Regions from separate parts of the Homo sapiens genome. Here region 1 is linked to region 2. Evidence: chromatin contacts called from ENCODE Hi-C or POLR2A ChIA-PET data. All regions are on one chromosome and are shown on one strand. The core of a region is the stretch at or near the end of the contact, and the rest is flanking DNA. Distances in the headings are between cores, read along the strand shown. Region 1 overlaps COL9A3 (collagen type IX alpha 3 chain). Region 2 has its middle 24 kb from the start of GATA5.

Region 1 (6,289 bases), core at 999-3,498, 320 kb before region 2:
GCCCCTCCCTCCCGCCGGAGCCCAGCCCCTCCCTCCCGCCGGAGCCCAGCCCCTCCCTCCCGCCGGAGCCCAGCCCCTCCCTCCCGCCGGAGCCCAGCCTCCAGTCCCCAGCTCCTCCCCAGCTGCTGTGCGGCAGCTTCACCTTCTCGCCGTCCTTGCCGACTTCCCCCTGCTCGCCTTTGTAGCCAGTGGGTCCCTGCAAGCAAATGTGGGGTCACTGCCCCACCCAGACCCCCCGACACCCCCTCCCTGGCAACACTGAAGTGAGGCCTGCAGGGTCAGTCAGCCCAGGGCCCGCCACACGGCAGCGCACAGGACCGCGGGTCTGGGCCCTCATGGGGAAACTGAGGCCTGAGAGGCGCTAGGACCCACATGAGGGCGCTCTGCGGTCAGGAGCGGGCCAGGGCTGGGCTGGGGTGGGAGCTTGAGGCTAGCTCTCCCCCGCAGTCTCTGACGCCTATGGCCAGTCCCAGCCTGGCCACATCAGCGTGTCACTGGGGTGCTGAAGGCGGGACAAGGAGGCTGGCCTAGCTTTCTTCCTGGGGCAACCCTGGAACCAGGGTCCAGCTTTCTGGACCCGCCACCTCCACAGCCCCATGGGAGCCCAGCTGCCTCCTGCCCAGCACAGGGTGGTGCTTGGGTCCCAGTCACCCGTGACTCACCTTGAACCCTGGCATTCCAGGGGGCCCTGGGGGACCTGGCGGGCAGATACTTGGGCACTGTCGGAAAACAGAGCAGTCAGACCCCTCCCAGCCAAACAGAGCAGGACGTCCGACGCAGGGGTCAGCGCCCGCGGGACCCCAGGAGGCCACTCTGCACGGTGACGGGACCCCGGGAGGCCACTCCTCATGGTGACAGGACCCCAGGAGGCCACTCCGCATCAGTGACGGGACCCCAGGAGGCCACTCCGCACAGATGATGGGACCCCAGGAGGCCACTCCACGTGGGTGACGGGGCCCCGGGAGGCCACTCCGCGCGGGTGTCGGGACACTCTGGGTGACAGGACCCCAGGAGGCCACTCCACACAGAGACGGGACCCCAGGAGGCCACTCCGCGTGGGTGACGGGGCCCCAGGAGGCCACTCCGCGCGGGTGTCGGGACACTCTGGGTGACAGGACCCCAGGAGGCCACTCCACACAGTGACGGGACCCCAGGAGGCCACTCCACACAGTGACGGGACCCCAGGAGGCCACTCCGTACAGGTGATGGCACTGGGACAGGACACAGACAGGGTCTCCTTCAGCACTGGCCAAGTGCAGCAGGGGCTGCATGGAGCAGCCGGCCCCACGGCAGACACTGGCTATCAAAGCAGCCATTCAGCACAGTCCCGGCCGGCACTGCAGGGGGCCTTGCAGCAGCCTCAGGTCGGGCCCATCCTCAGCACAGGAATGTGCTCGGCATGGGGCTTTTAGGAGGGGCACTGTGAGCCCAGGCAACAGGTCTGATGCTCAGGAAACCCAGGGCTGCTTCTAGATGATCCTACAGCTGCAATGGGCAGGCCAGGCCAAGGGTGCAGACCCGTATCTTCAGCCCCTGCCCCACTCAGCCCACGATCGGGGGCCCAACCACGCACCACATTCTGGAAGGTTCCCTAAAGCCTCCCTTCTGGGACACAGGCTGGCCAGGCACCTAGGCCCCGGGGTGGGGTGAGGAGAGAGGCTGGTAGACAGCGTCGGTGGTCAGGTCAGAGTGGGCCGAGCTTTTCCCTTCAAAACTATCAAACCTCTCTATGGAAACAAGGCGCTGACTGCCACCACGGACGGCCAAACAGAGAGGAGAGATGGATCCGTGGCCTCCGAAGCCCATTTTCTTTCCTCTTCATTTTTTTGAGACAGGCTTGAGCTTGGCTGCTCACGCTGGAGTGCAGTGGCTTGATCACAGCACCCTGCAACCACTGCCTCCTGGGCTCAAGTGATCCTCCCACCACAGCCATCCAAGTAGCTAGGACAACAGGCACGCCACCACGTCTGGCTACTTTAACAATTTTTTGTAGAGACAAAGATCTCACTATGTTGCCCAGGCTGGTCTCAAACTCCTGAGCTTAAGCGATCCTCCTGTCTGGGCCTCCCAAAGTGCTGGGATTACAGGCCTGAGCCACTGCGCCTGACCTGAGCCTGTTTTCTTTTCAGGCAAATGACAAGGCTCAAAGATCAAGATAAAGGTGGGTCCCAGACTCCAGTTCTGTCGCCATCTGTGGCCAAGGGCGCCCTCTGCGGATGACGCAGGGGAGCTGGATGGCTCTGTGACATGATTGTGATTCATTACATTTGTACAGCTCCATGCGCCTGGTGGCTTCATGAGGGACAGTGCAGGTCTAGACGGTGGTGAGGAGGGTGGGAAGGGGGAGGGGGAGGTCCCAGCCAGCCTCTCTGCCAGGTTGTGCCCGAGCTGTCTGCTCTGAGCTCCTGTCCCCAGGGAGGGCTCGGGCCCTGCCTTCTTGCCAGTATGGACAAGCCCCTCTCCAGGCCAGAACCCCTCCCCCCAAGGTAGGCACCCCCCAGCACCCTTAACAAATGGCTTCAAGTGCCTACCTGAAGGTCAGTAGCGCCTTCAGGGAGGACTCCTGGGTGTCCCTAAGACAAAAAGAGACAGCTGACATTCTCCCGCCCTCCCCAGCCACCTGCAGCCACCCAACCCACCCACCCACTCTCTGACGGACCACAACCTTCCCCATCCACCAGGGGACTTGGAGACCCTTCATCCTGTCCCCCAAGTGGCCAGTGCTGGGAGCTGCTGGCCCACCCACAGGGCATGTGACAACGACAGAATCCACCTGTCCTTGGGGCAGGATGGCCATGGGGACCTGAGTCCTGACCATCCCCAAGTTGGCTGGCCTAGCCACAGCCACTGCCCCCACCATTGACTGTTCCTGGGAGTGGCCAAGTTAGGGTTAGGAGATCTCGGAGGGGCATGGAGCCTGGGGAGGGGGAATGGGGAGGGTCCAACCCAGTGTCCTAGTCCATGCCCAGCACTTCTTAGAGCCTCTGCCCAGTACTTACAGGGGGTCCGGGAGGTCCTGGGGGACCAGGGAGGCCGGGGAGTCCAGAAGGTCCCTGGGGAGGGGGTATGACTTAGACAGAGTGGGACCAGCCCCCACCTGAGTGAGGTGCCCGGCTTCTCCCAGGGAGGTGGACACGCCCAGCTCCCACCAGCCCCCACTCCCACGGACTGTGCTGGTGTCTGCGTCCTGAGGTCGGGTCTGGATCATTGGCCAGGGCTTCTACCAACACCCACCAAGGTGGGGTTGGGGGAGAAAGGGAAAAGGGAGAGGGGAAGGGAGCCCCTGGCTGTTGAGTCTGGGGGTGGAGGCCACAGGTGAGCACACTCTGAGGGGCTCTGGGACAGCCACTCACCGGGGGGCCGCGGAGGCCGATCCCACCTGGGGGGCCGCTCACTCCTGCCTCTCCCTGGAGGGAAGTAAAGAGAGGTGGGGAGGTCTGCACCCGGAAGCCCCGAGGATCCCCACCCAGGGTTGGTGTGCCGCCTCCGAAGGGAGAGGGGCTCCAAGTATGGGGTGGTCAGATGGCTGCCCCTGAGAAGCCCCACCCCCAGGCACGGTTTGGGACATCCCAGCCTGGCAGGCTCTCGGGACTTGCGTGCTTGCTCAGGGCCCCAAGGGTTGTCAGTACTCACGGGGGGTCCAGGGAGGCCTTTGCCCTGCAAAGCCAAACATGGGGTCAGAGCCTGCCAGGCACAAGAAGGGCTGCGCCTCACCCCTCCCTAAGATGGCTCAGGTGGGTCCTGGGGAAAGGGCGGTTCCAGGGATGGGTGTCTGGTCCCAGCCCAGAGAGGGCACCAGGACCCCATCCAGGCACCAGCCTCCGGAGAGGCTGCAGATGAGAGGGCCAGGGATGGTCCCTGGGATTCCTGGAGGCCACCCCATTTAGACCAGACTCTCCAGCTCCCCAAACTCCCATGGAGAGGAGAGGACCACACTCCATACTCACCCCCAGCCCGGGCGGCCCCGGGGGTCCCAGACTTCCCTGTGGGAGGAAAGCAGGCGTCTAGGTTGGGCTGGGCCTCTATTTGCAAACCCAATCCCCTCCCTCTGAAGTGTGACGTCACAACTCCAACTCCCAGGACAACAGGGTCCAAGTCCCCACTTCACAGAGGGGCAGGGCCTCTGAGCCCTCTTGACCTGGAGGGTCTTTGCCGTCCTGGGGAGCTGCTGGAGACAGATGGCACCAGAGTCCCAGCGCTCGCTGCAAGAAGGTGCAACCTGAGGCAGGGCTGAGAGGCACCGAAGTGACCCGGGGTGCCTGTCTCCACCAGGAAGCCCTCCCGATAACCCACCCACGGAGCCTGCTGAGTCCTCAGCCCCCGCCCACGTCAGCGAGCCCCAGAGCCTTGGGCAGCCAGGCCCTGTCTGCCCTCCACACCCTCTGGGCCCTGTCTGGCCCCTGCTGCCTGAAATGCCTCATTCCCTGGACGGCACGCACGGGCCCTGTGCTGAGGCTGGAGGCCCCTCCTGAAAGCCTGGGGACCAGCCCACCCCACACCCCTGGGCACCACGGACTCGGCTGCCAGCAGCTACTGTTTCCCTCCTGTTTTCAGCTCAGAATCCGCCTCATGCCTGACGAGCTCCCAAGGGTCCCAAGGGCAGGGCTGTGTCCTCGTGTCCCCAGCCCAGCCTTCCTGCCCTCTGTGATGCTTTGCGCCTGGGGCCAGTGGCACCCGGTTGGCTGACAGCCACGTCTTATGAAGCCAAAGAGAGAATGCTGGCTTCGGGTTTGTACTCAGAAGCCACAAGGGGAGAAAGGCACCCTTGGGTGGTGGTGCCGCTCCGTCAGGGTAAAGGATTCAGTGTCCAACAGGCAGGCACAGGGGACTCTGCAGGCTGCGTGCCCGGGGGTCCCTGGTGGTGGTCTGCCCAGGGCCCTGGGGGCTTCAGGGACATTCTGAGGAGGCACCTGGGGTGGGTTCCCCCAAACCATCCCCCTTCTCCCTGCCATGGTCTGGATACCAGGACAACTCTGACCATACGTGGAGGTGAGGCAGGGAGGCAGGCACAGGGGACTGGCCACTTGGCACCCTGCCCTTCTGCCCCTCCACCCCAGGCACGGGCAGGGCAGCTGTCCTTGGAACTACCAGCTCCTTGGCCTTGTGGACACAGAGCAGCCAGAGGTGGCCAGGGGACCTCACCTCTGAACCCAAGCCACTGGGTTCGGCGCAGGCACTTACCCGTTCCCCAGGGGCACCCTTGGGTCCAGGGGGTCCATCTCGTCCAGTCAGACCCTGGGGAGAGGCAGAGGGCGAGCTCGAGGGGCCACATGGGAAGCACATGCCACCCCCCAGGCAAAAATGGAAGCACGGACCCTTCCCTTGGTGAGTCCAGAGAGGCATAGAAGACCCTTAGGGTGGCAGCCTCCTCTCTTGGCCCTGTCCACTGTCTGCCTGCTGTAGCCAGAGGCTCTGGGAGGAGGGAGGGGGCAGCCAGCGGGAAGCCAGCAACGGAGGCACCTGCTGTAGTCAGGCCTCGGGGACCAACCCAGCAGGACTGGACAGCTCACTTCTCAGGCCCGGCTTCCTCCGAACAAAACTCCGTGGCCCTGGGGCCAGGCCTGGAGCCCAAGATGACTAAGTGAGGCCAGCAGTGGGCAGAAGGTCCTGACAATGGGCACTCATTCCTGGACAAGCAAGGAGGGCTGGCGGGACTTCCGACTCCACTGGGCTGGCTCTGTCCCCTGCCAGATGCTGGTGGCGTCTGGGATGAAGGCCAAAGGACCCCTGTTGGGGACTTCTGGAGACTTCTCTCAGGACTGGGCTTCCCGCCTGAGCAGGCCCAGCTGGACAACAGCAATTAGGGCCGGACTCCTCCAGGGACCCGGAGCGGGGAGTGGGGCATGGCGGGGAGGGGCAGGCGCACTCACATCCACACCCGGCAGTCCCGGCAGCCCAGCCTCTCCTGGTTTCCCCGGCTTTCCTGGGGCCCCCTTTGGTCCCTGTGCAGGAGGAAAGGGCAGAGATGTGAAGGCGGGGTCTGGCCTGGAGCCCAGGCCTTCAGCAATGAAGCAAAATGCTTTCCACTTCCCCCCAGCCCAACCATACGGGATGGGCCCCTCTCCTGGGTCCCCCCTACTGTCTGGCAGACCCGGCTCAGCTGGGGCACGTGTGTCCTGCTTGCCCACACCTTGCTGGCCCAGGAAGGCTGCCCGCCCCATCCCTCAGTGGCATCTGTAAGACCTTCGTCTGGTCACCTCGGCCTCCCTGGCTAAGGGCCAGCAGGCATCTCTGTCGGACCCCCAGTGGGCCCAGACAGGGCTCTGAGCCCCAGGACCCTCAACCCCTG
Region 2 (7,233 bases), core at 2,301-4,800:
CTGCTTTGTCTGCCCAAGAGTGGGGGAGGTGACCAGAGCACCTCACGTTCCACTCACCCGTTCCCTCAGGGCCTCCCTGCCTCCCCAGAGAGGATGCTGAGCCCCTCCAGCTGCCAGATCCAGCCTGTCACAATCAGGCCACCACTGGTAAGCCTGGGCCAGGAGCGAGCAGACGAGACGCAACCCCCACCAGCCTCCCCTTCCCCTCCCCACTCTGTCCTGGCTCCTGCTGTCTGTGTCTCCCGCCTGACATCTGACGCCTTTGGTATCAGAGGGGTCAGAGGCTGGGGAAGCCAGGAGTCTGCTGATAAGGGTGTGCTCCCCACTCGGGGCTCTAAGGTCACAGCCCCCATCCACAGCTTGTGGGGGTCTCTGATAAGGTGGCGTTGGAGCACAGAGCTGAGGGAGAAGAGGGGGAGAACCGGGACATCAGGGTCTGGGCATGGCAGGGAGGAGGAGAATATGCAGAGTCCTGAGGCAGGAGCACGCTCATTAACGAAGTCCTGCCGGGACCTCTAGGTGCAAATTCACCTTGGCGGTGTCAAGGATGCTGCTGAGGAGGGGTCACCTGCCAAGGCCAGATGGCCGGTTTGTCAGGGGCTGGGGGAGGCAGCCAGGGCACCCCATCCACCCCGGCTACAGGATTTTGGCAGCGCCGGGCGAGAAGTCTGAGAATCGCCCTCCACAGCTTGGAGAGCTTGGTTGTTTTGAATATTTTCACTTAAAAGGATTCCCACCTGAAGGTTCTCTAGGAGACATGTGGGGACAGCCATCCTCATCCCTTGCACCCAACAGAGGGTCTGTCCTGGGACCCAGGCACTCCTGCAGTGTCTGTGGAGCAGCCCTTCTCAGAGGCGGTTTGCTTCCACCTGCCCATGATCAGGTCCAAGGAGCGGGGCCGGCGGCTCCCTGCACCTCCTCGCAGGTTGAGCAGCTGTTGGCAAAGGCCAACGTAGGGGCAGATGCCTGGGGTCCCGACCATGATCAGGAAGGGCAGCTCCGGGCCAAGGCTGCTCACAGGCCGGGAGGTGGGGAGTAGGGCGAGGTCAAGCACCAGAGGAAGGGGCTGGCAGGGGTGACCAGGAAGAGGAGGAGCAGGGACGTGGAGAGCCAGCGCATAGGAGCTCACAGCCCCTCTCATCTGCTCGAGAGCTTCCATCTGGGAAGAGCTGAGGCCCAAGGCCCACTGCTCTGTGGGAGCCCCACCCGGCCCTCCGTTGAGCCCATGGGTCAGGGCAAGGCTGCGCCCCAGAAGCATGAGCTGGCCCCAGCAGACCTGCTCTCCCTGCCACAGAGCCCCAGGAGCTGTCAGGGAGCTGGGCCCTCTCCCTGACCCTCATGTCCCCACCCTCCATGACCCAGCTCCCGAGAGCCGACCCTGCTGGGAGCCTCCTGGCTGGGCCACCCCTAGCAGGCCAGCCCAGGGCACTGCTCCTTCCTGTAATCCCACCCCACACACCAAGACCCACACCCAGGCAGGGGGATGAAATGGGCAGCATAACCGCGGGTGGCCTAGCCCACCACACTCACTTGAGACCCCTGAGCAGCCTGCGGCCACCCAGCCCCACCTCAGGGTCTGAGTCTCGGTGCATCTACGAAGTGGGTCTTTATGAGGCCTCTCTCACACTGCTATGAAGAAATACTCAACTGGGTAATGTATAAAGAAAAGAGGTTTGGTTGACTCACCGTTCCGCCTGGTTGGGAAAGCCCCAGGAAACTTACAATCATGGCGGAAGGCACCTCCTCACAGGGTGACAGGAGAAAGAATGAGCACAGAGCAAAAGGGGGAAAAGCCCTTATGAGACCATCAGATCACATGAGACTCATTCACTGTCTTGAGAACAGCATGGGGGAACCGCCCCCATGATCTCATCACCTCCACGAGGTCCCTCTGCCAACCAACACATGAGGATTACAATTCAGTTACAACTCAAGATGAGATCTGGGTGAGGACACAGAGCCAGACCATATCAGGGTCCATACTCGGGGTGGTGAGGGGCCCATGCCACATGCTGGGAGATCTCAGCCCTGCCGGGCACAAGCTCAACTAACAGGGTCATTGCCAAGTACTCACAGCCATCCTCAGAGCCACAGGCTGCCCCTGGGCCCAAGGTCCCGCTGCCACACAGAGACTATCCTTGACCTCACAGGTGCCCTCATCTCTGCTCACAAACCCTCTGGAGATGTCAACACAGGGCCAGGTGCAGGGCCAGTCTGCTGGGGTCACCTGGAGCCAAAGAGAAGACCCTGGTCCTGGAGCCTGCTGGGGGATCCCCACTACACAGCCAAGCCGCCTGAGATGCCGCCGTCACAGGCCAGCTGCTCAGAAAGCTGGGGCTTCGGGGCTTGCGTGGCATCCACGGCTCCCAACTCACGACAGTACACGCAGACACACGCTCACCCGCACACATGAACACCCACACTAGCAGTACACTCAGACACACACTCACCTGCACACACACTCACACTAGCAGTACACGCAGACACTCTCTCACTCGCACACACGAACACCCACACTAGCAGTACACGCAGACACACACTCACCCGCACACACAAATCCCAACCCACGACAGTACACGCAGACACACGCTCACCCGCACACACAAATCCCAACCCACACTAGCAGTACACACAGACACACGCTCACCCGCACACACGAACACCCACACTAGCAGTACACGCAGACACACACCTGCACACACAAACACCCACACTAGCAGTACACGCAGACACTCTCTCACTCGCACACACGAACACCCACACTAGCAGTACATGTAGACACACACTCACCCGCACACACAAATCCCAACCCACGACAGTACACGCAGACACACGCTCACCCGCACACATGAACACCCACACTAGCAGTACACGCAGACACCCGCTCACACACACACACGAACACCCACACTAGCAGTACACGCAGACACCCACTCACCTGCACACACGAATCCCAACCCACGACAGCAGAGGCAGACACCCTCTCACCTGCACACACAAACACCCACACTAGTGCAGGAGGCCAGGCCTGCACACACCCTCACACGTATGGACATATGTATGACACAAGTTCACAGACACCCTCACACCCACACATACACAGTAAGACATGCCTGCACACACCTTCACACGCATGGACACACACGCTGGCTCACACCCTCACACACATATACAGTAAGACACACAAATACACCCTCACACTCACACATATACACCCCTGCACACGCCCTCACACGCATGGACACACCTTCACATGCACAGACACGCTCACAGAGACACCCTCACAACTACACGTATACAGTAAGACATGCCTGCACACACCCGCACACGCACACAGGCTCACAGACACCCTCACACCCACACATACACAGTAAGACACGCCTGCACACACCCTCACACTCATGGACACACAGACACGCTGGCTCACACCCTCCCCCCGCCCTCCCGCACACCCACGTTGGACACGGCCTCGGACTCCCCCTGGTGGTGAAGCTCCGCACACACCGGGCGTTTTCTCCGGGGACCGACGGGCAGGGGCAGCCCTGGGCCCACGCTCTGGATTCTGACCGCCTGGGGGTTGGGGGACGGTGCGGCTGTGACCCTTCCTGTTCACTCTGAGCTTCACTTGAGTCTGAGCTCCTGACTCCCCCGGGCTCCGGCCCATCACACACACACAGCCGTTGCAGGAATAAGGCTTCTCCCACAGACGCTCAATCACATTGCTGAGTTACGAATGGAGACACCTAAATTTATTTTCCCAAGCACCTTGTGAATGGAGCTGCTGGGGCTCCGGGCTGGTCACGGCATCTGTCCAAAGTGGAGGGGGTGTGCTGGTGTCTTCTACGCCAAGGGGACAACTGTCCAGGTTAAGCGTCGGCCCACATCCCGATTTCGGTTCCTGGCCTGGCTCCCTGATGCGGGACAGAGCTGAGCACGCCCGTGCGGGGCTTACTGAACGCTCCTCTCTAGATCCCCGCACCTTTAACTTGGGGGAATCTATTGTGCACGATCAGTTCTTCCTGTTTCTTCTCTGTCTCTGCGTTTGAACGGGTATAACCCCAGGAAGATGAGACCTCCCTACGCCAGGTTCTCAGAGGCAGCTGCTGCTCAGTTTCTTTGACGTCCTTAAATAAATCTTTCTAAAGGAACCCACCATGGTGGCCACAAGAGGTGAAGCAGCATCACTCTTGACCTGCACAGCGACCGCAAAAATAAACCAGGACCTTCCTGCAGAGGCTCGCCCATCCCAGCCTGCGGCTCCTTGATCCCCAGGACCTGAGCTGGGCGTAGAAAAGCATTAGGGACCCATGGCCCCAAGAAGGCTTCCTGCTTGACAAGGCAGAGACGGAGAGAGGACTGGGATGTGTCCATTGCTCCCACATCGGGGGTCCCTGCCCCATGCCGAGACCAAGGACCCCCCTTCGTTCCTGCCCTGCCCTTCCCCAGGCAGGGGGATGGAATGGGCAGCATAACCGTGGGTGGCCTAGCCCACCACACTCACTTGAGACCCCTGAGCAGCTGCTCTCAGCTCTGGAAGCTGCTGGAAGACCCCAGCCCACCTTCCTGGCACCTTTGCTGCCATAAAGAGATGCCTTCCCTACCTGGAAACTGTTGGTGACTGACTTGTAATGACATCGCAGCTGTCTCTCTCCCTCCCTGTTTCCCCAGCCTCACTTCCCTAACTGCTCTCCTCTGCTGCCCGCTGCATGCCAAGCCCACCTCTCTCAGACTGTCAGGGTCTGGGGAGGGGTCAGCCAAGGTAGGTCCCAGCTGCCCCCACCCTCCAGCGGCCATCCCAATACTGACCCATCCCAACACCGACCCACCCCAACACCCACCCATCCCCAAAACTCACCCACCCATTGCCAACACGGACCAACCCCAACAACCACCCATCCCCAACACTTACCCACCCCAACACCCACCCACCCCAACACGGACCCACCCCAACACCCACCCATCCCAACACCCACCCACCCCAACACCCACCCACCCCAACACCCACCCATCCCAACACCCACCCACCCCAACACCCAACCATCCCAACACCGACCCACCCCAACACCCACCCACCCCAACATAGACCCATCCCAACACCCACTCAATGCAACACTCACCCATCCCCAACACCCACCCATCCCAACACCCACCCACCCCAACACCCATGCACCCCAACACCCACCCATCCCCACCACCCACCCATCCCAACACGGACCCGCCCATCCCCAGCACCCACCCATCCCAACACCCACCCACCCCAACACCCACCCACCCCAACACGCACCCATCCCCAACACGGACCCATCCCAACACCCACCCACCCCAACACCCACCCATCCCCAACACCCAACCATCCAAACACCCACCCATCCCCAACACGCACCCATCCCCAACACAGACCCATCCCAACACCCACCCACCCCAACACCCACCCATCCCAACACCCACCCATCCCCAACATGGACCCATCCCAACACCCACCCACCCCCACACCCACCCATCCCCAACACCCACCCATCCCAACACATACCCACCCCAACACCCACCCACCCCAACACTCTCCCATCCCCAACACCCAGCCATCCCAACACCCACCCACCCCAACACGGACCCACCCCAACAGCCACCCATCCCAACACCCACCCATCCCCAACACGGACCCACCCCAACACCCACCCACCCCAACACTCTCCCATCCCCAACACCCAGCCATCCCAACACCCACCCACCCCAACAAGGACCCACCCCAACAGCCACCCACCCCAACAGCCACCCACCCCAACACCCACCCATCCCCAACACTCTCCCATCCCCAACACCCAGCCATCCCAACACCCACCCACCCCAACACGGACCCATCCCAACAGCCACCCATCCCAACACCCACCCACCCCAACACCCACCCACCCCAACACGGACCCACCCCAACACTCTCCCATCCCCAACACCCAGCCATCCCAACACCCACCCACCCCAACACGGACCCATCCCAACAGCCACCCATCCCAACACCCACCCACCCCAACACCCACCCATCCCCAACACCCACCCACCCCAACACCCACCCACCCCAACACTCTCCCATCCCCAACACCCAGCCATCCCAACACCCACACACGCCAACACGGACCCACCCCAACACCCACCCACCCCAACACCCACCCATCCCCAATACGGACCCACCCCAACACCCACCCACCCCAACACTCTCCCATCCCCAACACCCACCCATCCCAACACCCACCCATCCCCCACACCCACCCCCCCTTCCCCTGCTACACAGGATGTTCCTCCAGAGACCCCAGAACCACCCCCTGGGCTGACACTTTAGGGCTCCACAGACAGAATGACACTGTGGCATCGCCCCCTTTGACGTTTCCGACTTTCTGAACTGTCTCCAGCCAGCGCATCCTCGGAGCTGCTGTGGAGACGAACACGCTCCTCTGGGTATGCGAGGGCAGCTGGGGTCTGTGCTCCGCTCCCGTGGCCCCTCCCCCTGGTGCTTTTCTCCAGAGTGATTTGGTGGCTGTGGCTCTGCGGGAAGTTATGCTTGGGAGACCCGTCCCCAAGTATCAAATACTTCAAGACCTTCCTCCTGGCCCTCCCCTGAGGCCCGGGTCCCTGGGGGCCTGACATTGCAGCCACCTCAGAGGTTGCAGAGACTCAGCAGCAGCTTTGGAGGACACAGCACTGAGCCCCTGGCCCCACAGCAGATCCCAAGGCACCAAAGGCAGCACTCGTGCCAGGTGGGGACAAGTCACACGGACGACCAGGGCCCGAGCCCGCAGCTGCGCCTCCCACAGCCAAGGGTGGCAGACGGTGCAGCCCTGCCCACTGGGGCCTCGCCCTCCGCCAGCCTCCCCGAGGCCGTCCTCTGACCCTCTGACCCGCACACCCCCGAGGTGGCTGCATCAACAATTTCTCCTCGTTTCGTGTGAAATAAATGGTCGTTTGTGTCTAAGCATGCTGGCATTTGCCTGGATTTAATTTGGCAACAAGAAATGAGAGTTTCGGGGCCCATCCATGCTCTGTACACGCTCAGGTGCTGGTGGCCCTGGGAGAGGAGATTCAGTCTGTTTGCAACGAGCTGGAGTCATATTGGGTCGGGGAGGGGGGCTCCTAAAGCCCTGGCGCTGTCTGGGTCCCGAACGCCCGGCGCCTCCTGGAGACCCTCGCAGACCCAGGTCCCAGAGAAGTGCCCCGCGAGCCACCAGGGGCGCGCATCGCCTGTCA

What was found. A loop is a pair of places that touch in the nucleus more often than their neighbours do. ChIA-PET counts read pairs that join two places held with the same protein, here RNA polymerase II (POLR2A). Pooled maps may share reads with other maps.
Region 1: a pooled map shows a loop between it and region 2 (3-fold over the local background). The contact joins two enhancer-like sites. A Hi-C loop is called at or near these places in 1 of 168 maps with a recorded cell type or tissue (CD14-positive monocyte) and 2 of 50 pooled maps. POLR2A ChIA-PET finds 5 or more read pairs at or near these places in 1 of 52 experiments (WTC11).

The regions. Positions count from the first base shown.
Region 1 is chr20:62,818,875-62,825,163 of GRCh38, reverse strand. COL9A3 (collagen type IX alpha 3 chain) reads right to left here. Exons shown (of 32, transcript NM_001853.4): 4 at 5,871-5,942; 5 at 5,182-5,235; 6 at 3,948-3,983; 7 at 3,634-3,657; 8 at 3,354-3,407; 9 at 3,000-3,053; 10 at 2,532-2,573; 11 at 663-719; 12 at 143-196. Among named protein-coding and RNA genes, the nearest start is that of COL9A3, 5.0 kb to the right of the region's middle. RefSeq lists enhancers at 554-1,241, 1,242-1,930, 5,812-6,289. Within about 2 kb of position 2,248, at least 2 of the 41 ENCODE cell types and tissues checked have a DNase peak (open chromatin) inside an H3K27ac peak, as active enhancers do.
Region 2 is chr20:62,496,599-62,503,831 of GRCh38, reverse strand. No RefSeq gene overlaps it. Among named protein-coding and RNA genes, the nearest start is that of GATA5, 24 kb to the right of the region's middle. RefSeq lists enhancers at 1,570-1,799, 3,265-3,765, 6,741-7,233. Within about 2 kb of position 3,550, at least 5 of the 41 ENCODE cell types and tissues checked have a DNase peak (open chromatin) inside an H3K27ac peak, as active enhancers do.